Regions from separate parts of the Homo sapiens genome. Here region 1 is linked to region 2. A link is an interaction called in ENCODE POLR2A ChIA-PET data of the cell type or tissue named here. Cell type or tissue: PC-9. All regions are shown on one strand. Each heading gives the region's core, and the rest is flanking DNA. Links, peaks and the distances in the headings are about the cores only.

Region 1 (12,798 bases), core at 1,847-9,846, 96 kb before region 2:
TGACCTAACTGCTAAGAAGTCAAAACTATGAGCAGGTAAGGAGAAATGACCCATTTTAGGACATTTATTAACTAGAGGGAGGAAGACTAACTCACACAACTAGACAGATGGCTTCTATTGATGCAGAATCACAGGAAGAGTCACAGAGAATTAGTAAATGATTAAACAAGTTAATATTTGTAAAATATTTAGAACAGTGCTTGGCGTATATTATATACACGTGTGTCAAATGATAAAGTAACAAACAAGTAACAAAAGCTCTCAAGGATGTGCAATTAGAGCACAAAAAAGACAATCTAGAACTAGAAAACATGATTTTAGAATTAAAAAAAAAATTAGTGCACAAACTGGAAAAGAGGATGATCCTTAACTGAGAACCAAATTAGCAATCTGGAAGATCAAGCGGAAGAAATAGCTTTCAACAGAGAACAAAAATGTAAAGAAATAGAAATCATTGAGGATTAAGAAACTCAGGAGATCTGTTGTGAAAATGACAGGAGTCCAGAAGGATAAAGTGAATATAAGAAAGCGAAAACCTAACTAGATAAATAATAGAAGAAAATTTCCGGGCTGGGCGCGATGGCTCACGCCTGTAATCCCAGCACTTTGGGAGGCCGAGGCGGGTGGATCACCTGAGGTCAGGAGTTCGAGACCAGCCTGGCCAAGACGGTGAAACCCCGTCTCTACTAAAAATACAAAAATTAGCCGGGCGCGGTGGTGGGCGCCTGTAATCCCAGCTACTTGGGAGGCTGAGGCAGGAGAATCACTTGAACCTGGGAGGCGGAGGTTGCAGTGAGCTGACATCACGCCACTGCACTCTAGCCTGGGTGACAGAGCAAGACTCCGTCTCAAAAAAAAAAGAAAATTTCCCTGAGTTGAAGAAAGATTTGGGTTCGCAGATTAAAAGTGTTCACTGAGTCTTATGAATGATAATGAAAAGAGACACACATCAAAATTTATCCTTGTGAAATCCTTGAATTCCAAGTATAAAGAGAAAACCTTGTAAGTTTCCAAACAGAAAGAACACATTCTAGCTTCCAGCTAGCTTTGGCCACTGGGAGGCACTGGTAAAAGGCTGAAGACTGGGAACAGGGAGAAGCTTGGACATTTCTGTAGAACTTCCTCTCTGTCTTGGGTAATATGTCTGGTACTGGTTGCAGCTCCTCTATAACCCCAGATCCTGCCAGACAGGCTTGCGCTGGATAACCCAGATTCTTGGGCTCTGGTAACACCACTTTATTTATTTATTTATTTATTTATTTATTTATTTATTTATTTCTCTCTCTCTCTTTCTCTCTTTCTTCTTTTCTTCTTCTTCTTTTTTTTTTTTTTTTTGACAGAGTCTCGCTCCCAGGCTGGAGTGCAGTGGCGCCATCTCGGCTCACTGCAAGCTCCGCCTCCCAGGTTCACGCCATTCTCCTGCCTCAGCCTCCTGAGTAGCTGGAACTACAGGCACCTGCCACCACGCCTGGCTAAGTTTTTGTAATTTTAGTAGAGACAGGGTTTCACCGTGTTAGCCAGGATGGTCTCGATCTCCTGACCTCGTGATCCGCCCGCCTCGGTCTCCCAAAGTGCTGGGATTACAGGCGTGAGCCACCGAGCCCAGTCTTGTCTTGTCTTTGTTCTTTCTTTCTCTTTCTTTCTTTCTTTTTCTTTCTTTCTTTTCTTTCTTTCCTTTCCTTCCTTCCTTTCTTCCTTCCTTCCTTCCTTCCTTCCTTCCTTCCTTCCTTCCTTCCTTCCTTCCTTCTCTCTCTCTCTTTCTTACTTTTTTTCAGGGTCTCACTCTGTCACCCAGGCTGGAGTGCTGTGGCATGATCACAGGTCACTGCAGCCTCAACATGTCCAGGCTCAGGTGATCCTCCTGCCTCATCCTCCCAAGTAGCTGGAACTACAGGTGTGCACCACCATGCCTGGCTAGTTTTTTTGTGTTTTAAAAATCTACAACACAGAAAGGTAGAAAACAGTGGAATACCATCTGCAGAAAATTGGGAGAAAAGAACTCCTAACTAAAAATCCTGTACCAGGCCAGGCGAGGTAGCTCACGCCTATAATTCTCAGCACTTTGGGAGGACGAGGTGGGTGGATTACCTGAGGTCAGGAGTTTGAGACCAGCCTGGCCAACATGGTGAAACCCCGTCTCTACTAAAAATACAAAAATTAGCTGGGCATGGTGGCGCACACCTGTAATCCCAGCTACTCAGGAGGCTGAGGCAGGAGAATCGCTTGAACCCGGGAAGCAGAGGTTGCAGTGAGCTGAGATTGTGCCATTGAACTCCAGCCTGGGTGACAAGAGTGAAACTCCATCTCAAAAAAAAAAAAAAAAAATCCTGCACCAAGCTGTAGTAGGCTGCTTCTAAAATGGCTCCCAATGATCCTCACCTCTTCAATATTCACCCTCTTGTAAATCCCTCCTCTTGTGTTGGACCCAGCGACTTGCTTGTAACAAATGAGCCATGGCAAAAATGATGAGATGTCACTTTCATAGTTAGGTTACAAAAGACTGTAGCTTCTGTGTCTTGCTCATATTCTGTCTCTGGCTCTTCCTAAGTGATTACGCTGATGCAGAGGGCCCCCTGGCAAGGAACTGGGGCCTTTAGTCCAACAGCCAGCAAGGAGCTGAATCCTTCCAGCAATGATTTGAGTGATCTTGGAAGTGCATCCTGTCACAGTGAGCCTTGAGATAAGACTGCAGCCCCAGCTGACACCTTGATTGCAGCCTGTGAAAGACCCTAAATGGACACCTTGATTGCAATCTTATAGAGAATCTGAAGCAGAAGACCCAGTTAGGTCAGGACTCTAGGCTTCACAGAAACTGTGAGGTTATAAATGTGTTGCTTAAGCCATCAAGCTTTATTAAAAAAAAAAGTGGAATTCAAGATCAAATGCATTAAGACGAAAAGGGGGCATAAATGGTTCAATCCTTGTTGAAGTGATGAATCACAAACTTTTATGTACTGAAGTATCACAGCTTAATATTTACAGCAAACTCTCAGAAACCCAAGAAGATTTTGATAGAAAACCACCACCATAATGGGAGATTATAATATATCTCCTTCAGAACTTGAATGATCAAGTAGATGAAAAATAAGCTAGAAAATAGATGACTGAATAATGTGACAAACAAGTTCAACATATAATCATATATATGTATATTTCCACACGCATTTTAAAATGTAAACTATTTTGTTTTCCAGGTCTTGGGAACTCGGAAAAAAAATTTTTAATGTAAATTATGTTCTAATGTCTATCAACTGTGTGCTTCTTCACAGAGGAAAACTTCATGAATTTAAAGAAGCAGAGATTTGTAGAGGCAACACATTCTCATTATAATCCAGTAAAATTTAAAATAAATAATTGAAGATGGTCAAAATATCTTTACTACTTAAAAACTGAGGAACAGTCTCCTAGATACCCCTAGATCACGGCTGGGTGCAATGGCTTGTGCCTGTACTCTCAGTGCTTTGGGAAGCCAAGGTGGGAGGATTGCTTGAGACCAGGAGTTTGATACCAGTCTGGGCAACATAGCGTGACTCCTGTCTCTACAAAAATTTTGTTCAAGATCAAAGCCTAGGCAACATAGTGAGACCCCATCTCCAAAAAAAAAAAAAGTAGCCAAGCATGGTGGTGCATTCCTGTACTTTAGAGGCTGATGTGGGAGGGTTGCTTGAGCCTGGGAGGTCAAAGCTGCAGTGAGCCGTGATTGTGCCACTGTACTCTAGCCTGGGTGACAGAGCTAGAACCTGTCTCTAAAAAACAAGACAAAACAACAACAACAACAACAAAACCCCAGAGCTTTGGGAGGCTGAGGCAGGTGGATCACTTGAGTCCAGGAGTTCAAGACCAGCCTGGCCAACATGGCGAAACACTGTCTCTACCTAAAAATTACAAAATTTAGCTGGGCGTTGTGGCATGCGCCTGTAATCCCAGCTACTTGGGAGGCAGGAGAATCACTTGAACCCGGGAGGCAGAGGTTGCAGTGAGCTGAGATCATGCCACTGCACTCCAGCCTAGGCTACAGAGAGAGACTCCATCTCAAACAAACAAGCAAACAAAAAAACCCCACAAATCCCCAAAAAACTCCTAGATAAAAGAGAAAATCAAGACAGAAGTTATAAATTTTTTAGGAAGTAACAAAAAGGTAAATGCTTTATAACAAAACCTATGGGATCATCTAAGGCTCTATTTAGAAGAAAATGTATAGCTTTACATTAGGAATCACAAATGTGTCCAGGGCCTATGTAGGTGATGTAGATGTAGGAAGTGGTTAGATGTAAAAATAGGTAGAGGAAGGGCCTATGGAGAATTGGAGAGTACATGACTGTCCTAAAAGCATTCAAATCCAGCAGTTTGCAATACTCCACTATAAATGCTCTTATTATTAAAAGTGGAAAATATGTACACTGAGTAATATACTATAAACACAGTTGCAAAGCCACAAAATTATCCAAAAGAAAATACAAATAGGGAATTAATGAAAGATAAAGCTCAAATGAGTGAACTAGAAACTCGTCACAGGTTGGGTTGTCAGGGAAACAGATACTAGGGAGTTAAGGGTACGAAAGGTTTATAGAGGAGTAATGTCTGCGGAAAAAAAGGGAAGGGGGTGTTGTACGACTGCAATGTAGACCTGAGAAAGTCTCTGTCAGTCCAATGGGGAGCTCTGGAGCAAAGATTGTCCATCAGATGAGTTCTGCATTGAGCAGAAAAGGCTATATCCCAATACCTCCTTTTGCTCCATCATTAGCCATGGGCATCCTGAGGATGATTTCAGCTCAAAAACTGAGGTGGTCTGACCTTGGAGCTACTAACAGCTGATGGCAGTAACAGCTAACCAAACTCCTTGAAGCTGGACAGTGAGAGCCTTCATGAAGTGGGATCTGAGTAATGCCTCTCTGTTTCTATCACAAAAATAAACAAAAATGCGTAGAGCCAAAACCCAAAAGCTGGCTTTTAAAAAAGTAAATTCAACCTATTAATGCTTCCACCGTTTTGTGTCTCTGTGCAATTTGCAAAATTGTTCAAGTGGAATACATGTGCACAAATTTTCAAAGAGTGGATATTTAGGATCTATTAAATTATATATTAGGCAAAAAACAAGTAGCATTTAAAGGGCTGCCTGCCATGGTGGGAACTGTAAATCAACATATTTTCATGCTGGCCTTTCTTCCACTGCCCTAAACGAGGAAGAAATTTGTAATCAATTCATATTTTAAAAGGGCTACTCCTGCTAGAAAACAAGAGAACATTCTATTAGTTTGAGGTTTGAGTGTCCCCCAAGATCAAAATCAGCGTAAGCCACCGTGCCTGGCTTGATAGTCAATATATTTCTAAGTCTCTCCTAAAGATTGAGCAGAGTAACTGTCCAGAACTTTTGACCTCAATGGCAGAAATAGAAGAAACTGCACTGTCCGAAATGGTGGTTGTTATTGAGCACCTGGAATGCAGCGAAGCTAATCTGATTGGAAATGTGTTGTAAGTGTAAACAGACAAGATTTCAAAGACTTAGAATGCAAAAAAAAAAGTAAAATATCTCATATTTTTCATATTAATTGATTATGATCTATTTTGGATATATAATATTAAATCTATTACGATTTGGCCGAGCACGGTGGCTCACGCCTGTAATCCCAACACTTTGGGAGGCTGAGGTGGGTGGATCACCTGAGGTCAGGAGTTTGAGACCAGCCTGACCAACATGGTGAAACCCCGTCTCTACTAAAAATACAAAAATTAGCCAGGTGTGGTGGCATGCACCTGTAGTCCCAGCTTCTCAGGAGGCTGAGACAGGAGAATTGCTTGAACCCAGGAGGCAGAGGTTGCAGTGAGCTGAGACCGTGCCACTGCACAACAGCCTGGGCCACAGAACGAGACTTAATAATAATAATAAATCTATTAAGATTTATTTTACCTGTTTAACTTTTTCTAATGTAGCTACAAGAGCATTCAAAATGACACTCATAGCTCACATTTTTGGCTCATGTTATCTTTCTATTGGATAGTGCTGCACTAGCTACGTATTGTAGAGTTTCCTGTATTCCTCTTCTTTTGACTCACTGAAAGTTCCAACCAGTACAGAAATGGTGGTAAGCTCATCCTTATGGTTCTCCATGGCTTTAACAATATAAGGCCAATGTATGTCATACTGTGTTCAATTTTTGATTCTCCATACATCTTTTGCTCAATAGGGAGGTCATACAGAGGTGTCCTGTGTCTATCCATACCAGAAAGTGCACATCGACAGGGAACACATGATGGGAAGGCCATAAGCACCAGCAACAAAAAGACCCATGGAGTGCGATAATGGCTCTAGAATCTTTTTGTTAACCGACCCTGTGAAAGTCGCCCTTCTAGCTGTGCTTTCAGTTGAGGTCCTGAGACTGACTACCACTGTGTACAGCCTGATCACTCGATTGGCCATCTGGTGCAGGAGGATGAACCGAGTGGCGGCGGCGGCGGCGGCGGCGGCGGCGGCGGCGGAAGAAGCGGCTCCAAGAGGAACCAGGCACCGCGAGCCCAGCGCGGGAGGAGGAGAGGGGGGAGGCGGAGACAAAGGAGGATAAGATGACATCCGGGGCGGCGACGTCGGAAGATGGGGCCCGGAAAACTCTAGGTCCCGCCCTAGGAATTCTCCTTGGCAGGGCTGAGTCCGCTGAGCCGCCTCCGCCGCTCCTTTCCTTCGGCTCACACTGGCTTCATCTGCCGACTCTCAACTAACCCAGTTTTCTACCCTGGACTGGACCCTCCCACCCAGCCCCTAAAGCAGGTGTTTTTTGGCTTTTTTTTTTTTTTGAAACGACTAATAAAATAGACAAACTGTCAGCTAGCCTAAGGTAGGAAGAAAAAAACAAAAAAGAAGGAAAGAAGGGGAAAGGAGGGAAAAATATTAGTAATGAGCAAGTCGATAAAAACACAGCCATATGATAAAAATTTTAAGAAACTATTGTGGGTAACAAATGTGAATATGTAGAAGAAATGACTGGTTTCCTAGCAAACTATAAACTACCAAAATTGACCCAAGAAGTAGAGAACCTGAAAAGAGCAATAACCACAGAAGAGAATGGAGAGTCACCAGGTCTAGTTGGGTTTTAGCTAAGTTTTAGCTAACCTTTTTTTTTTTTTTTTTTAATGCTTTGATTAGAAAAAAAAAAAATAGAGACTATGTTCCTCAGGCTGGTCTTGAACTTCTGAGCTCAAGTGACCCTCCCACCTCGGCCTCTCAAAGTGCTGGGATTACAGGTGTGAGCCGCTGCTCCTGGCCAATTTTAGCTAACCTTTAAAGAACAAATAACTTCAATGTTATCTAGTCCATTCTAGATAGTGTTTTTCAAAATATCTGCAGTGAAGAACAAGTTTTTTAAAACTTAGAATTATTGTGGACATATACTTCTGCCATTTCTTTCTTTTCCTTTTTTTTTTGAGACGGAGTCTCGCTCTGTCACCCAGGCTGGAGTGTGGTGGCACGATCATAGCTCACGGCAACCTTTGCTTCCTGGGTTCAAGCGATTCTCATGCCTCAGCCCCCTGAGAAGCTGGGACTACAGGTGCGCCACCACACCCGGCTAATTTCTGTATTTTTAGTAGAGACAGGGTTTCGCCATGTTTGCCAGGCTGGTCTCTAACTCCTGGCCTCTGTCCACCTTGGCCTCCCAAACTGCTGAGATTACAGGCATGAGGAACCGTGCCTGGACTACTTTTGCCAATTTTAATTTAAAAGACTAGAAAAATTAAATAATACGCAGACATAAAGTGCAAGGCCAATTTTCAAATTTTTAGAATAATCAGAAATAAAATTAAATTTTCTTAAAAAATAATCAAAATAGTCCGGGCGCTGTGGCTCATGCCTGTAAATCCCAGCACTTTGGGAGGCCTAGGTGGGCGGATCACGAGGTCAGGAGATTGAGACCATCCTGGCCAACATGGTGAAACCCTGTCTCTACTAAAAATACAAAAAATAGCTGGGCATGGTGGCCCGAGCCTGTAGTCCCAGCTACTCAGGAGGCTGAGGGAGGAGAATCACCTGAACCCGGGAGACGGAGGTTGCAGTGAGCTGAGATTGAGCCACTGCACTCCAGCCTGGGCGACAGAGCAAGACTCCATCTCAAAAAAAAAAAAAAAAAAACACTTAAAAAAAATCAAAATAAATTGAACACGGTGGCTCATGTCTGTAATCCCAGCACTTTGGGAGGCAGAGGCACGTGGATCACCTGAGGTCCGGAGTTCGAGTGCAGCCTGGCAAACATGGTGAAACCCCATCTCTACTAAAATTACAAAAATTAGCCAGGTGTGGTGGCACGTTCCTGTAATCCCAGTTACTCAGGAGGCTGAGGCAGAAGAATCACTTGAACCTGGGAGGTGGAGGTTTCAGTAAGCCAAGATCGTGCCACCACTGCACTCCAGCCTGGGCAACAGAGCAAGACTTCGTCTCAAAAAAAAAAAAAAAAATTGATTGAGACCATCCTGGCATCCTGGCTAACACGGTGAAACCCCGTCTCTACTAAAAAATACAAAAATAAAAATAAAAATAAAAAATAACATAGGGACAAATAAGATAATTACAAAACCTGAATACATTACTCATTGATGAGTCCGATGATCACTGCTTGGATGTCATAATGATGTTAAATTGCTATAACAATTTCTAAACCCTCTCAATTTCTGTATTTATCTCATCATAGATGGTAACACGTTAGGGACAGGCACCAGTCCTCAGACCACAGAAAAAGATGAAAAGATCCGAAATTTATTTTGTAAAGCTAGCATAGCCTTACATGTGGGAATATATTAAAATATGATAATATTTGCACAAAAGATACATGTAGAAATTCGAAATAAAATATTAATAAACTGAATTTAGCAGTGTAGCAAAGAATAATATACCATGACTAAGTAGGGTCTATTTAAGAAAAGAAAAAAAAAAAAAAAAAATTGCTGAGCACAGTGGCTCACACCTGTAATCCCAGCATTTTGGGAGGCCAAGGTGGGAGGATTATTTCAGGCCAGGAGTTTGAGACCAGCCTGGGCAATGTAGTAAGATCCTGCCTGTACAAAATTATAATTATAAAAATAAAGAAAAGCAAAAATGATTCAACATTAAGAAATCTATTAACATTGCTGGGCATGGTGATATGTGCCTGTAGTCTCAGCTACTCAGGAAGCTGAGGTGGGAAGATCGCTGGAGGCCAGGAGTTCAAGGCTGTAGTGTGTACTATCAATGTACCTGTGAATGGCCACTGCACTCCAGCCTGGGCAACATAGTGAGACTCCAAAAAGTCTATTAACATAATTCATGACCTGAAGCAATTAAAGGAGAAAACTCATGTTATTATGTCAATAGAAACTGAAAAAGCATCAAAAATTCAACAGCCATTTCTAATAAAACTTCAAAGTAAAATAGAAATTAAAAAGAAACTATAGGCCAGACACGGTGGCTCACGCCTGTAATCCCAGCACTTTGGGAGGCCAAGGTAGGCAGATCACTTGAGGTGAGGAGTTTGAGACCAGCCTGGCCAACCACTTTGTCTCTACTGAAAATACAAAAATTAGCTGGGCATGGTGGCATGCACCTGTAGCCCCAGCTACTCGGGAGGCTGAGGCACAAGAATTGCTTGAACTCATGAGACAGAGGTTGCAATGAGCCGAGATCATGCCATTGCACTCCAGCCTGGGCGGCAGAGTGAGACTCTATCTCAAAAAAAAAAAAAGAAAGAAACTATTTAAACATGATAAAGACTTCCGAAACTCAACAGCAAACATATTAAATGAAAATGTGAAGTCATTTTCACTAAAATCAGGAACGAGAGAAGGATGCTATCACCACTGTTATTCAACATTGTTTTGTATGTTCTAAACAATCCAATAAGACAAGAAAATGAAGTGGTATGTGTAGAAGACTGTTAGTTGTCCTCCAAAATCTATTCTCCCCTTCCTCCTCAGAAGTTCGGCTTTAAAGCACATGACTGAGACAGACTACATTTTCCAGTTTTTCTTAAAGATACCTGCAGCCACATCACCATGTTTGCACCAGTAGAATATGCACAGAAGAGATAGGTTTCAATGTACCCCTCAAGTGCTTAAAAGGAAATTGCTTGTCCTAGACTTTTCTCCCACCCTGCTCCCCACAGGCTATAATATAGGTACAACTGTAATTTAGCTTCAACCATTCAGATGAGCACAATACCCCAGTAGATGGCTGGATAGTAATGGATCACTGAATAACCTTGTGGAGCAAGGATGTCCCACCAGCCTGAATTGGTCATATGGATATGTAATAAATAAATAAGCTGGACAGGTGTGGTGGCTCATGCCTGTAAGTCCAGCACTTTGTGAGACTGAGGTGGGCAGATTGCTTGAGCCCAGGAATTCAAGACCAGCCTGGGCAACATGGTGAGACCCCATCTCTATTTTAAATAAATAAATAAATAAATAAATAAATAAATAAACTTCTATCATATTTTTTTTCTCTCTCTCCCTCTGGCTCTCATTTGGCTTTTACTAAAACCAATATAATAGGAATAATTATCAGAAAAAAGACCCAGAAATTATCAAATTTTTATTATATTCATAGAAAACCCAATAGACTCTGGTTTTACAAAAATTTCCAGAATTGTTTTCCTCACACCACTGACATTTTGAAAAAACTACTAGAATTAATAAAAGTTTTTGGTAAGGTGGTTAGCTACATGACAAGCAAAAAACAAGTAGAATTTTCTAATGTTACGAATAACCAGCTAGGAATAGCAATGGGAAAATATTCCATTCACAATACCAAAAAAAATTTAAAATAATCTAGGAATGAATGGAACAGGAGATATACAGGATTTATATGAAGAACATTATAACTTCTTTTTGAAAAACCTAAAACAAGATCTGAGCAAATTGAAAGATATAAAAACACTAATCCTCCCTCAAATAACAAATACAATAAAATTCAAATAGGAATATTTGTAAACATCCCATTGAACTGGATAAAACAACTTTATATTATAATTATTATAGAAATTAAAATTGTATTTATTATTTTGAATGAGTAAAATATTCATATCGTTCAAATTCAAAAGGTCCCAAGAGGTATGCTGTGATAAAGCTCTTTTCCAGGCCTCCCCCAGCCACTCAGTCCATTCCACATAGGCAGCCTAGGTCACCAGTTTCTCCCATAAACTTTCAGAGATATTTGCATCATCATTATTATTATTTTTTTGAGACAGAGTCTCACACTGTCACCCAGGCTGGAGTGCAGTGGCACAATCTTGACTCACTGCAACCTCTGCCTCAAGTGATCCAGCCTCCCATAATGCTGGGATTATAGGTGTGAGCCAGCGTCCCCCCACTGTGCCCAGCCTGCATCACATTTTTTTACACAGGTGATAGTGTGATATACAGATTTTTCTGCATATTGCTTTATTTGTCTTAGCAATGTGACTCTGAGATGTACAGAGCTTGCTTCTTGTTTCTTTTATTTTTTTATTTGTATACATTTATGTCTATGATGCTGTATTAGTCCGTTTTCATGCTGCTGATAAAGACATACCCGAGACTGGGCAATTTACAAAAGAAAAAGGTTTAATATGGACTTACAGTTCCACATGGCTGGGGAAGCCTCACAATCATGGCAAAGGAAGGGAGGAGCAAGTCACATCTTACATGGATGGCAGCAGGCAAAGAAAAAGAGCTTGTGAAGGGAAACTCCCCCTCATAGTACCATCAGATCTTGTGAGACCCACCCACAACCATGAGAATGCCATGGGAAAGACCTGCCCCTATGATCCAGTTACCTCCCACTGGGTCCCTCCCACAATACGTAGGAATTAAAGGTGAGATTTGGGTAGGGACACAGCCAAACCATATCATTCTGGCCCTGGACCCTCCCAAATCTCATGACCTCGCATTTCAAAACCAATTATGCCTTCCCAACAGTCCCCCAAAGTCTTAACTCATTTCAGCATTAACTCAAAAGTACACAGTCCAAAGTCTCATCCCAGACAAAGCAAGTCCCTTCTGCCTATGAGCCTGTAAAATCAAAGGCAAGTTAGTTACTTCCTAGATACAATGGGGGTACAGACATTGGGTAAATACAGCCATTCCAAAGGAGAAATTGGCCAAAACAAAGGGGCTACAGGCCCCATGTGAGTCTGAAATCCTGTGGGGCAGTCAAATCTTAAAGGTCCAAAATGATCTCCCTTGACTCCATGGCTCACATCCAGGTCACACTGATGCAAGAGGTGGGTTCCCATGGTGTTGGGCAGCTCCACCCCTGTGGCTTTACAGGGTATGGCCCCGCTCCCGGTTGCTTTCTTGGGCTGGCTGAGTGTCTGTGGCTTTTCCAGGCACATGGTGCAAGCTGTTGGTGGATCTACCATTCTGGGGTTTGGAAGACAGTGGTCATCTTCTCATAGCTCCATTAAGTAGTGCCCCAGTAGGGACTCTGTGTGGCAGCTCAGAACCCACATTTCCCTTCTGCACTGCCCTAGCAGAGGTTCCCCGTGAGAGCCTCGTCTCTGCAGCAAACTTTTGCTTGGACATCCAGGTGTTTCTATAAATCCTCTGAAATCTAGGCAGAGGTTTCCCAACCTCAATTCTTGACCTCTGCTCACCTGCAGTCTCAACACCACATGGAAACTGCCAAAGCTTGGGGCTTGCAGTCTCTGAAGCCATGGCCCAAGCTGTACCTTGGCCCTTTTTAGTCATGCCTGGAGTGGCTGGCACACAGGGCACCAAGTCCCTAGGCTGTGCACAGCACAGGGACCCTGGACCTAGCTCACAAAACCGTTTTTTCTTCCTAGGCTCCCAGGCATGTGATGG
Region 2 (12,798 bases), core at 3,131-11,130:
GAAGTGGAAAAAACTATCAGTCAACTTTGCTGCTGTCTTATTCTTCCCCAGTCCTTTCCCTGGTTGGTGTAAGTTTTTTTTACTATATTCTAGAGCTCTACAAAGTTAATTGAGAGTGCTGTGGCATTTTAAATTGCCTGTCTACTAGCCCCCACACCCAGATCAGTGGTGGCCATGGTGATAGAAGCCCACACTCCTGGTGCAGGTTGCTAATGCTAGAGGGAGCAAAGAATTGTGTTTTTGGGTTTTAATCTGGCTACCTGCTCCCTGAAGGACCCACATAGGGGCCTACTTTTGTATCTTTTGACTGGGAGTATTCTCAGGGCTGGTATGGCTTTTGCCAAAAGCACTTAAAGGCACAATTATTGTCTGTAATGGCCTGGAGCAAGGGACAACAGCTGAGACAAGCAGTAGTGAGACCGAAAAGCCTGAGAAGGAAGACATTAGAAAAAGAGATACATGGGGAAAAAGAGCTTTTTACAAAGTTGTCATATATACCATAAGAAGGTCATGCTTATGCTCAGAGCTGGGCACATGCCCAGAAAAGGCCAACAGAGACCCTAAGCTTTCTCTTCTGGGTCTGAGTAGGCAGGAAGTGAAGACTGAGGCAGAGCTGTGAATGGTCTGGCCAAACTTTGAGGAGTGTTCTAATGCACTCTCTTTTCCCATTTATCCAGGCCTTTAAAAAAACTGTCAATATACTAATTGGTCACTAAGCTAACAGAACATAGATTCAAGTGGCCACACGTGATGAAGAATACAAACTTTACAAAAAAAGTTTATAAAAGTCACTAAACACACACACACAACAATAAATCCACAATAAGCAGCATCAACCAACCTCTGGGTATTTGGGGGTGGAGAAGAATCTAATCTCCATAGTTGCTACATAATATTAAATATGTCCAGTTTTTTTTTTTGTTTTTTTTTGAGGCAGAGTCTCCCTCTGTCACCCAGGCTGAAGTGCAGTGGCACAATCTCGGCTCACTGCAACCTCTGTCTCCAGGTTTCAAGTGATTCTCCTGCCTCAACCTCCTAAGTACAGCTGGGACTACAGGTGCGCACCACCATGCCTGACTAATTTTTGTCTTTATAGTAAAGACAGGGTTTCACCATGTTGGCCAGGCTGGTTTCAAACTCCTGACCTCAGTTGATCTGCCTGCCTCGGCCTCCCAGAGTGCTGGGATTACAGGTGTGAGTCACTGTGCCCAGCCTAGATAAGGAATTGAAATCAATAGTCCTAAAATGCTTTATGAGCTAAAGGAAACCAGGAGTGTGCTGTCTCACCAAATAAATAGAGAACATCCATAAAGAGATAAAAATTATGAAAAGGAACCAAACAAATTCTGGAGTTGAAAAGTACAATAACTGAAATAAGAAATTCACTGTAGAGGTTCAACAGTAGAATTGAGCAGGTAGAAGAAGCCAAGCCAAAGAAAGAACACTGGTTAAAGTAACTCTAGGTAAAATATAAAAGCCAGTACTATTACATTTGTGGTTTGTAAGTCCTCTTTTTTTCCTATATGACTTAAAAGACAAATACATAATAATTATGAATCTTTAAAAAGATAATTTCAACTTTTATTTTAGACTCGGGGTACATGTGCAGGTTTGTTACCTGGGTATATTGTGTGATGCTGAGGTTTGGGGTACAATTCATCCCATCACCCAGGTTATAAATCTGTCAAATGGCACACTATAAAAATGTAATTTGTGACTAACAATAGGTGGGGAGGGGCAGGGATGTATAGGTGCAGAGGTTTTGTACACTATTGAAGTGAAGTTGGTATTAATTCAAACTAGGTTGTTTTAAGTTTAAAATGTTAATTATTATACCCAAAGGAACCACTAAGAAAATAATTAAAAACTAAACAGAAAAAAGAAGGGGATCAAAATGGTGCACACACACAAAATCAAACAAAAAAGGCAGTGATAGAGGAAATGAGGAACAAAAATATGACAGAAAACAGGTAGCAAAATGATAGAAGTTCATCCTTATCTATAATTATTTTGAATGTAAATGGATTAAACCCACCAATTAAAAGGCAAGAGTTTGGCAGAATGTATAAAAAATCATGATCCAGTTACATACTGTGTATAAGGAACTCACTTTGGATTTAGAGATACAAATAGCTTGAAACTGAAAGTATGGAAACATATTCTGTGCAAGCATTATGCTGGAGAGACCTGGGGTGGCTATGCTAATATCAAAGTAGACTTTAAGACAATAAGTTGTTACAAGAGACAATGAAAAACATTATATAATATAAAATGGATAACCCATTGAGAAGATATAACAGTTATAAACATACCTGTACCAAACAACAGAGCCCCAGAGTATTTGAAGCAAACATTGGCAGACTTGAAGGAAACATAGTTGTGTAATTATTGGACATTTCCATACCCTACTTTCATTAATGGTTAGAACAACTAACCATTACTTGACAAAAGATGAGTAAGAAAATAGAACACTTGAACAACGTTATATATATAGAACATTACACACAACAACAGAATCTACATTCTTCTCAAAGCACATGGAACATTCTTTAGAATAGACCATATATTAGGCCACAAAACAAGTCTCAGTTGAAATCATGCAAAATATCATCTCTGACCACAACAGAATGAAACTAGATTGCAACAATAGTGAGGGAGTAGTGAGTGATATGAAATTCAAAGCTGGGTGGATAGAGGGAGAATAGTCTGGAAGCAACAATAACAAGCAAAAAGAAAACTGCCACATCACCTCCAGGCCTGGTAGTGTGAGGCGTCTGAGGAAAACAGCTACCAGTTAACTGCGTTACAATGGCAGGGCTGTTCTCAGGGTGAACCAGGCTCTGTGTGAGCACCACGGTGAAAAGAACCTTTAAATGAGAAATTTGGATATAGGGAATTTTGCTGAGAATGGATCATGAATTCCATATGATTCCGTGGAAGTATTTCAAGGATGTGGAAAGGTATGATGGGACAGAACAGGGATTGTGCATAACAGTATGTGGATGAGAGTGTGGGGCATATTGTGGTGATGTATTTAAACAAGAATGAAGGGAGTAATGAATGTGGCCCTGGTGCATTCAAGTCAGGTAGTGGAGGACAGGTTGTCAATAAGTTAAATAAGCTTTTGTGAGTTTGTTTTGAAACCCTGGCCACAATTCATTTTTATGGGAAAATGTTTTGCTACTAAGTAACCATTTATAAGCATTTATTTTTACATGTTTTTAAAATTATTTTGAGATGGAGTCTCTCTTTGTCGCCCAGGCTGGAGTGCAGTGGCGTGATCTTGGCTCACTGCAACCTCCGCCTCCCGGGCTGAAGTGATTCTCCTGCTTCAGCCTCCCAGGTAGCTGGTATTACAGGTGCCTGCCACCACGCCTGGCTAATTTTTGTATTTTTAGGAGAGACGGGGTTTCATTGTGTTGTCCGGGCTGGTCTCGAACTCCTGACCTCAGGTGATCTGACCACCTTGGCCTTGCAAAGTGTTGGGATTACAGGCGTGAGCCACTGTGCCTGGCCTGTAAGCAAATTAGAATTAGGAAACTATTGTTACATTGAAGACATCTCATCTGTTTTTAAAAAATAGAGTGAAACAATGCCTTCTATAAATGATGCACATTAGTTTGGTTAGCTTTGTATTTTATTTGCATAATATCATAATTGTGGGAGGAACCTCACATACAAAGGTCTCATTTTCAGTATTGACTATAAAAAGAACATAGTGTATTGTTACTGTTTGCTTTTTATTTACATTTGGCCAGTTAGTTATTGCCAGTTATTCTCACTTCACTGTTCCATTCATCTGACCTCAGCAGTGTTAAAATTAGCTTTGAAAATTGATAGCATTCAAAGATTCTTATGTTTCTATGTAGGGTCCTCATGGCTGGCCTGGAATTGACTTTGCCATTCTGTACTTTAAAACATCGATTTATTCATCTGTAATATTTATGTACACCTGTTTTGTGGAGAACATCAGCTGACAGCCAGATATACTTAGCATAAAACCCAAGAAATAAAATTAAAGGAAGAAAAATATAAAGCAAATGCTGATGGTTCTTCTGCACTTGACAGTTTGTCTATCTGCGTCTCCACTAAGAACTAACTTGAAAAAGCAAGTTAAGAAAACACACATGTGTATCAGCCAGGCATGGTGGCTCATGCCTGTAATCTCATCACTTTGGGAGGCTGAGGTGGGAGGATCGCTAGAGCCCAGGAGTTGGAGATCAGCCTGGGCAACATAGTGAGACCCCATCTCTACTAAAAAAAAAAAAAAGCTGGGTGTGGTGGCATATACCTGTAGTTCCAGCTACTCAGGAGGCTGAGGTGGGAGGATCGCTTGAGCCTGAGAGGTCAGGACTGCAGTGAGCCATGACCATGCCACTGCACTCCAGACTGGGTGACAGAGTGAGACCCTGTCTCAAAAAAAACCCTCCAAAACCAAAAAACACACAAAAAAACAGAAAAGAAAACACACATATAAACAGAACTGCAGACTAAATCTTGTGCATTATAAAATCTCACTTATGCTATTCAGCTGTGAGATTTTATTTAAATGTTAACCTGCATTGTAAATTGTGTCCGTTTTTGAAATTGCTTTCCTTGTGTTCTTCAGAAGATGTTCCAATGTGAAAAGGGATGTTGGCATAATAATCCTTGTACTGAATTCAGATATTTGGTAAGATAAGGAAGAGCAGTGAAGCATTTTCTTGGCCTAGAGTATTTGATCTAATTGTTCTTAGTTATTGGTAGGTGAAGGATATTGCTTTAATTGTCCTTTCTGCACTAAATGGAAACTTTTTTTTTTATATTTCTAGGAACCAAATGGCGAGACACCATCATCTTTATACAGAGTTGCAGCAGTACTTCTACAATTTAATCTTATTGATTTAGATGATCTTTATGTACATGTAAGTCAAGTGGGCTGCTAAGAATACTTGATTGTCTGTCCCAAGGGTAGGGAAGAGGAGTAGGTAGCCACATAGCACCCCCAGGATTGGGTTGGTTCGAGGTTCTCAAGTCTCACTCTTTGAAGCCCCAATACATTGTTGATTTGTGTTTACTTTATAAAGTGAATAAATTTAGTTATTTGGCAGTCTATGAAAATTAAATACCTTTTTGGTCACCTTTATGGAGTTTAAGTTTTGGTCACCTTTATGGAGTTTAAGTTTGGATATGAAGTTCAAGTTCTTAACTGTCATCAAGGCATAGCTCATGGGGAGAGAGGCCAAGTTCTAACCAATGTGGTTTTTTAAGCCTTTTTATTATCTACAAATGATGGGAAATATAAAGTTACCTATATACTGCTTCTTTCTCTCTAAAATGTTAATTTTAGGCATTCAGGATGAATGGGGAACTTCATTAGTGTATTTTTATATTTAGTATATTTAAAAAATATTTTTCTTGTGTTATTCGTGTGCACTAAATGACTATTATGCTTTTATTGCTGGACCCAGGATGTAGAAGAGTTCATGATTGTGGCAGATGACCTCTAGTTTAACAAAAATTTAGTCATCAGTTTCAGAATCTAGGCTAATAGTATATAAATTCCTCTTCTATTAGGTTTTGTATTAGGATATCTATTAATTTAAAACAAGTATGTCCAAAGGTGATATCATCTTCACTGCCTTTGAGATCACTTTATTAACATCATTGCCTATTTTTGTATACTGTGGCTACAGAGTTGAGTAAAACTTGGTCTTTACCTTGGAAGCAGTCATACTCTAGGAAGGGAGAAAAAAATTTTGCATTATTTAATAGGTACTCTATTGGAGATATTCACAAAGCTCAGAATAGATAGTGACCATATCTGTCTTGGGGGATTTTGGAAGACTTTCCCAAACTAGTGATGTTGAACTGGGATCTTGATAGACAAGTAGGACCATCTAGGCTGAAATGGTAGAAAACTTTGTAGGTAGAATTAACTGAGTATAAAGGCAGGAGTTGTTGTTGTTGTTGTTTTGAGACAGAGTCTCACTGTTGCCCAGGCTGGAGTGCCGTGGCACTATCTCGGCTCACTGCAGCCTCTGCCTCCTGGGTTCAAGTGATTCTCCTGCCTCAGCCTCCCAAGTAGCTGGGATTACAGGCGCATGCCACCATGCCCAAGTAATTTTTGTATTTTTAGTGGAGATGGGGTTTCACCATGTTGGCCAGGCTGGTCTTGAACTCCTGACCTCAGGTGATTTGCCTGCCTCAGCCTCCCAAAGTGCTGGGATTACAAGCGTGAGCCACCATGCCCAGCCAAGGCAGGAGATTTGAAAGGGCTTTTTTATCCCCTTATGGGACTGTCAGGAAGCTCAGAGTGGTTGGAGCCTAGGGTGGTATATAGGGGGAATGAGGATGGAATAGAGAAAGCTAAACTGTTAACGGCTTAAGTGACATAGTAAGGAATCTGGATTTTTCTCTTGGGAGTGGAGAGCCATATTAGTATTTAAAGGAGAGATGTGATGTAGAAACTGAGAATATGGAAAAGTGGACAGAAAAGGGAAAATTTAAAAACACAGGTATGACTTTAGAGGGAAGTATAGACCGGCATATGTGGAAAGTACAAATTGATGATAGATTTATTACTCATTATGATTGCATTTAGCAGTAAATGTAAGCAGACTGAGTGGTCCTGTTAATATGACAAAGATTGTCAAGTGGAATTAAAAATGAGTTTATTATTTATATGAGAAACAGCTTAAACTTAAGGATAATGAAATGTTGATAGTAAAAGGATGAGAAAATAGATCAGCAAACTTACTGTTGGACAAAATAGACTTTTTGGCAGAAGGAGATAAAGCGGGCTACTTCATAATAACAAGATTGTGCTCACTAGGAAGATAAAACAGTTCTAACTTTACATGTATCTAATGACATATTCTCAAAATACACAGAAATAAAAGTTGAGAGAACTATAAGAAGAAACAGTTTGGCCATTAGAGGGAGTTGTAATTGTCTGGGTAAAAGATAAGGACCTATGGCCGGGCGCAGTGGCTCACACTTCTAATCCCAACACTTTGGGAGGCCAAGGCGGGCAGATCATCTGAGGTCAGGAGTTCGAGACCAGCCTGACCAACATGCTGAAATCCCATCTCTACTAAAAGTACAAAATCACCCTGGGGTGGTGGCACATGCCTGTAATCCCAGCTACTCGAGAGGCTGAGGCAGAATTGCTTGAAGCCGGGAGGCAGAGATTGCGGTGGGCCGAGATCGTGCCATTTCACTCCAGCCTGGGCAACGAGAGCAAAACTGTCTCAAAAAAAAAAAAAAAGTAAAAAATAAAACAAGAGGACCTGTGCCAGGTGTATAAGTACAGCAATACAAATGTGTTTGATTGCCAGGGGAGAACATACAGAATGAGAAAAAGTCTTGCTTACTTCCTTGCACCAGTCCATAGTGACTTTTCTCTCTCCCTCCCTCCTTTTTTTTTTTTTGATAAATGGAATGAAATCTATAATGTTTAATAGTTCATTATTATTTTCATTTACTGTTTACATTAAACCTAGTTAATGGAATAGATTATGCATTTCTAGGGGTCAGGAACACTCCTTTTATAGCTTATCATAGTGACTAGCAGAAACTACTGAGTAATTTGTTGCCTAAAGTTTTCTTTGTGTTAGGGTTATTTTATAAATGTCTTCATTAATCATCTTCCACTCATACAAGGTGACTGTTTGAGATACTTGAGCCTTTTTCATAATGGAGGGTTGACTATGCACATAGTACTTTTTCTTTTGCAATAAATTAGTAACTAGCTTGTGACTTAAATAAGCTCCTAGAAAAAGTGAGATGTCAAGTTACTAATAATTTTTCTACTTGAAATTTTTCATTTAGATGATTTAAATTTATCCCTTTGTGTTATTCAGTAGTTCACCTTTCCCAAATTGGATCCATATTGCAATGCTTTATTTAATTTGGAGTTTAGCCTTTAATGGGGAAATTTGTAATGTTTTTAATGGAACTGCTATATATTTTCTTGGGTAAACTAATAAATTCAACGGAAAACATCACTGTTGTGGTATTACATTACTTTAGGGACTCTGTCAGACAGAAGATGTGAAACTTTGAGCTGCGACTTGATTTTAAAAGGGGTACAGAATTCAGGTACTTCATTCTGTCAAATTATAAGAAAATAACTGAAATTTACTTAGAAGGCAAATGGTCACGAATAAGTTAGACTTCTTATTTATAGTTTTATCAATTGAGAATAGTGTTTCCTTTTTATATGAACAAGTAGTTGGTATTAGCTATTTTATGAAATTTTAATGTACCATTTTTAGCTTCTTCCGGCTGATAATTGCATTATGGATGAACACAAACGAGAAATTGCGGAAGCTAAGCAAATTGTTAGAAAGCTTACGATGGTTGTGTTGTCTTCTGAAAAAATGGATGAGCGAGAGAAAGAAAAGGAAAAAGAAGAGGAGAAAGTAGAGAAAGTATGTAATTCATTCTAGTAAAATTAACACTATCTTCTGGATTTTGAATTATGAAATTTAACTTCTAAATAGTCATTTATGGAAGAATAATTTCTTAGTTTTCATTTTGCTGAAACCTCATTTTCTGGATCATTTGCTACAGTGGTTTTATTTTTAATCTGAATGGCTCCTTTTTAAGAGAAGCTGTCATATTTTTTTTCTTGTATAAATTTCAAAATGTTTTCTAAGTAAAATCACAAGTTGTATTGACTTTAATTGTCCTCTGTGTATTAGTGGCCCTCAAATCCTAAAGAGATTCTCAGAGATGATGAATTCTGGTTTCCTGTGGCACGACATAACATGAAGTAGAACTTAATTCCAAGTCTATAAACTGTAATGCCTGTGTCTGTTTTTTTTTTTAATAAATTTATTATTATTTTTGAGACAGGGTCTCACTCTTTCACCCGGGCTGGAGTGCAGTGGCATGATTACAGCTCATTGCAGCCTTCTACCTCCTGGGCTCAAGTAATTCTCCAGCCTTAGCCTCCTGAGTAGCTGGGACTACAGGCATGCGCCACCACACTTGGCTAATTTTTGTATTTTTTGTAGAGATGGGATTTCGCCATGTTGCCCAGGCTTGTCTCAAACTTCTGAGCTCAAGTGATCTGCCTACCTCAGCCTCCCATGTTCCTGGACTATAGGTGTGAGCCGCTGCGCCTGGCCCTGATGTTTTTTCAATAGCTAAAAATTTTGATTGTACTTGCAGGAATATATTGTTTAATTTCCCATGAATAGCAAATATTTTTGATGTGTTGCTTAGGTCAGTTTTTTAAGTGACAAAGTATTAAGATTTCTTGATGTCTGTATCCTGAGTATCTTAGTTTTGACTATTCATTTTTAGCCACCTGATAACCAAAAACTTGGCTTGTTGGAAGCCTTATTAAAGATTGGTGATTGGCAACATGCACAGAACATTATGGATCAGATGCCTCCATACTATGCAGCTTCACACAAGCTAATAGCCCTTGCTATTTGCAAGCTCATTCATATAACTATTGAGCCTCTCTACCGAAGGTATGTAACTTTATACTTTATTAATCATTGAGGTAGAAATAGCTTAGGACTACAACAAAATGTATATTTATCTTATCTCCTCAAACCAAGCATATATTTTAGTACCTTTTATCAAAAGATAAGAACTATTCACAGAGTGTATCAGTCTGATATATATTAATCAGTGACTTGTCTTCTAACGTCTAGACCAGGGGTTCTAGAATGTGTGCTGCAGTGTAGTCTGAAAACTACAAGTTAGACTTCTAGGTTGGGTTTGTTCCATTGAGAGTTGAAACTCCATTCTTCTGGTTTTGACTTTCCCTCCTTTCAGTGGGTGGGAGGGGCAAAGAATTCCTGAGGTTTTTTCTTAGTGTAATTTTTCTCCATCCTGGCTGAGTGGCTCTGAGTGAGGACATTGCCTCTCTGATTCCCTTACCTTTCCTGGCATATAGGCTGCTGTTCTGGAAATTAGTAGTTTAGCCTCTCTTATCATCCCCAGTTACTATGTCATCTAGTCCTTTAGCTTTCTGCCTACTTGCAGGATACTTAGGAGCAGTATTGATAGCAGCTGTGGCTACAGCCCCATAGATCAGAGCCTGCCTCAAAAGCCTCAGCCTTGTGACTTTTGTGTAGCTGCTGGTTGCTGCCGTCAGTGTCACTTCATGGGCCGTGGACCATGCAGGCTTCTTAGAGAGTGACCCCTGTGACTCCACAGTGGGGCACCTGCTGAGCAGGTGAGAACTCTGGGTATGGTGTCCTAAAGTGACCTTCTTTTATTACATGGCTCACTTTCCCTACGACCACATTCTACATACCCTAGGTTGTGGAATCCAGATTGAGAAATGTCAGTTGACTTGAATCAGTGTTGTTATATCCATATTTTTCTGTTTCATCTTCCAGTGCATCTTAGGTCCATCCCTTGTTGCCCATTCCCATATCCAAGTTCCCGATACCGGCCAAGTTTAAAAACAGATTCAGATGGTGTGTGTTAAATGTTCCTTGAAATCCACACTTCTCTGATTAAGCAGTTAATTTGGAACATTCTCCTCTGAGCTCTGATTTTTTTTTTCTAATGACTGTTGTTTTTATGTGTTTCTACCAGTTGAGAATTATCTGGTGTAATAAAGTTAGGCACAATTGAAATGTAGAAAGCAAATATGAGCAAGAAAAAATTTCACTGATTAAGATAACTTTGTTAAAATGGTAGATATTGTAGTGTGTGTGTATATAGTTATATTTATTATATACTTATTTATTTGTTTATTTATTTATTTTACTTTTTAAAATAGAGTTGGAGTTCCTAAAGGTGCTAAAGGCTCACCTGTTAATGCTTTGCAAAACAAGAGAGCACCAAAACAAGCTGAGAGCTTTGAAGATTTGAGGAGAGACGTGTTCAATATGTTCTGTTACCTTGGTCCTCACCTTTCTCACGATCCCATTTTATTTGCAAAAGTGGTGCGCATAGGCAAGTCATTTATGAAGGAGGTAAGTAAGATTTTTCTTACAAACCTAAATTTTGAAATGAAAATATTCTGAGTATACTTGTGTTATGAGTATCTTTAGAAATAAAAATATGAACCTCATTTAATAAAGGGTTATGTTGAGTGAGGTTTGTGGAAAATTCCAGTGTGTCCTAACCATATGCAGTCAAGTGTTGCTTAATGACAGGTGAGAAATGCATCATTAGGTGATTCGTCATTGTGCAAACATCAGAGAGTGTACTTATACAAGCCTAGATGGTATGACCTACTACATACCTAGACTATATGGTATGGCCCGTTACTCCTAGGCTACAAACCTGTACAGAATGTTCCCGTACTGAATACTGTGGGGAGTTGTAATACACTGTTAAATATTTGTGTATCTGAACATATCTAAACATTTAAAAGGTAATACCTTGCACTAAGATGTTAGGACAGCCATGATATCACTAGGCAATAGGAATTTTTTAGCTCTAATATAATGTTATATGACCCTGGTCATATATGTGGTCCATCAACCGAAACATTGTTAAATGGTGCATAACTGTATATATTAATATAAACCCAAATCTAGCGAGATTATTAGTCAAGTCCCTCACATGGGAAAATATACTTCAGACAAGTGGCTGCTTTTTTAATTCCCTTATGATTAGTGGTTACTTAGCATTCTTTTCCTTCTAGTCATTTTCTTGAGTGTAGTTTTCAATCATTGCTGCTATGTGTAAGAAGTCTTTTCAGCCTCAGACTGTTAAGGACCCATTCTTTTATTTATTTATTCTTTTACTAAGATTTTTATTGAAATAAAACATACATACGGAAAAATACAGCTCAGTGACTTTCCCTAAACTAAGCACCCATATGTCCACTACCCAACTCAAATAGTTTACAGTCCCACCAACAGTGTGAAAGTGTTCCTATTTCTCCACCTCCTCTCCAGCACCTGTTGTTTTCTGACTTTTTAATGATCGCCATTCTAACTGGTGTGAGATGGTATCTCATTGTGGTTTTGATTTGCGTTTCTCTGATGGCCAGTGTTGAGCATTTTTTCATGTGTCTGTTGGCTGCATAAATGTCTTCTTTTGAGAAGTGTCTGTTCATATCCTTCGCCCACTTGTTGATGGGGTTGTTTGTTTTTTCTTCTAAATTTGTTTGAGTTCTTTGTAGATTCTGGATATTAGCCCTTTGTCAGATGAGTAGATTGCAAAAATTTTCTACCATTCTGTAGGTTGCCAGTTCACTCTGATGGTAGTTTCTTTTGCTGTGCAGAAGCTCTTTAGTTAGTTAGATCCCATTTGTCAATTTTGGCTTTTGTTGCCATTGCTTTTTGTGTTTTAGACATGAAGTCCTTGCCCATGCCTATGTCCTGAATGGTATTGCCTAGGTTTTCTTCTAGGGTTTTTATGGTTTTAGGACTAACATTTAAGTCTTTAATCCATCTTTGTGGAAGACAGTGTGGCGATTCCTCAAGGATCTAGAACAAGAAATACCATTTGATCCAGCAATCCCATTACTGGGTATATACCCAAAGAATTATAAATCATGCTGCTATAAAGACACATGCACATGTTTGTTTACTGCGGCACTATTTACAATAGCAAAGACTTGGAACCAACCCAAATGTCCATCAATGATAGACTGGATTAAGAAAATGTGGCACATATATACCATGGAATACTATGCAGTCATAAAAAAGGATGAGTTCATGTCCTTTGCAGGGACATGGATGAAGCTGGAAACCATCACTCTCAGCAAACTCACAAGGACAAAAAACCAAACACCGCATGTTCTCACTCATAGGTGGGAATTGAACAAGGAGAACACTTGGACACAGGAAGGGGAACTTCACACACCGGGGCCTGTTGTGGGGTGTG

What was found. ChIA-PET counts read pairs that join two places held together with the same protein. Peaks named below come from ENCODE experiments on the same cell type or tissue, not always from the same donor. Only the 100,000 strongest peaks of a DNase experiment are listed, where the experiment ranks them.
Region 1: POLR2A ChIA-PET joins it to region 2 with 9 read pairs; 2 of 35 experiments call an interaction of 5 or more read pairs at or near these places.

What each region holds. Positions count from the first base shown.
Region 1 is chrX:123,758,911-123,771,708 of GRCh38, reverse strand. It overlaps the pseudogene MEMO1P4. Among named protein-coding and RNA genes, the nearest start is that of THOC2, 32 kb to the right of the region's middle. In PC-9, for the core only: no CTCF peak of the experiment used is centred there; a DNase peak (open chromatin) is centred at 6,558; H3K4me3 peaks cover 1,570 bases; H3K27ac peaks cover 1,271 bases.
Region 2 is chrX:123,663,775-123,676,572 of GRCh38, reverse strand. THOC2 (THO complex subunit 2) reads left to right here. Exons shown (of 39, transcript NM_001081550.2): 9 at 4,812-4,904; 10 at 8,259-8,414; 11 at 9,295-9,467; 12 at 10,736-10,931. Among named protein-coding and RNA genes, the nearest start is that of THOC2, 63 kb to the left of the region's middle. In PC-9, for the core only: CTCF peaks have their summits at 6,810 and 7,010; no DNase peak of the experiment used is centred there; H3K27ac peaks cover 2,029 bases.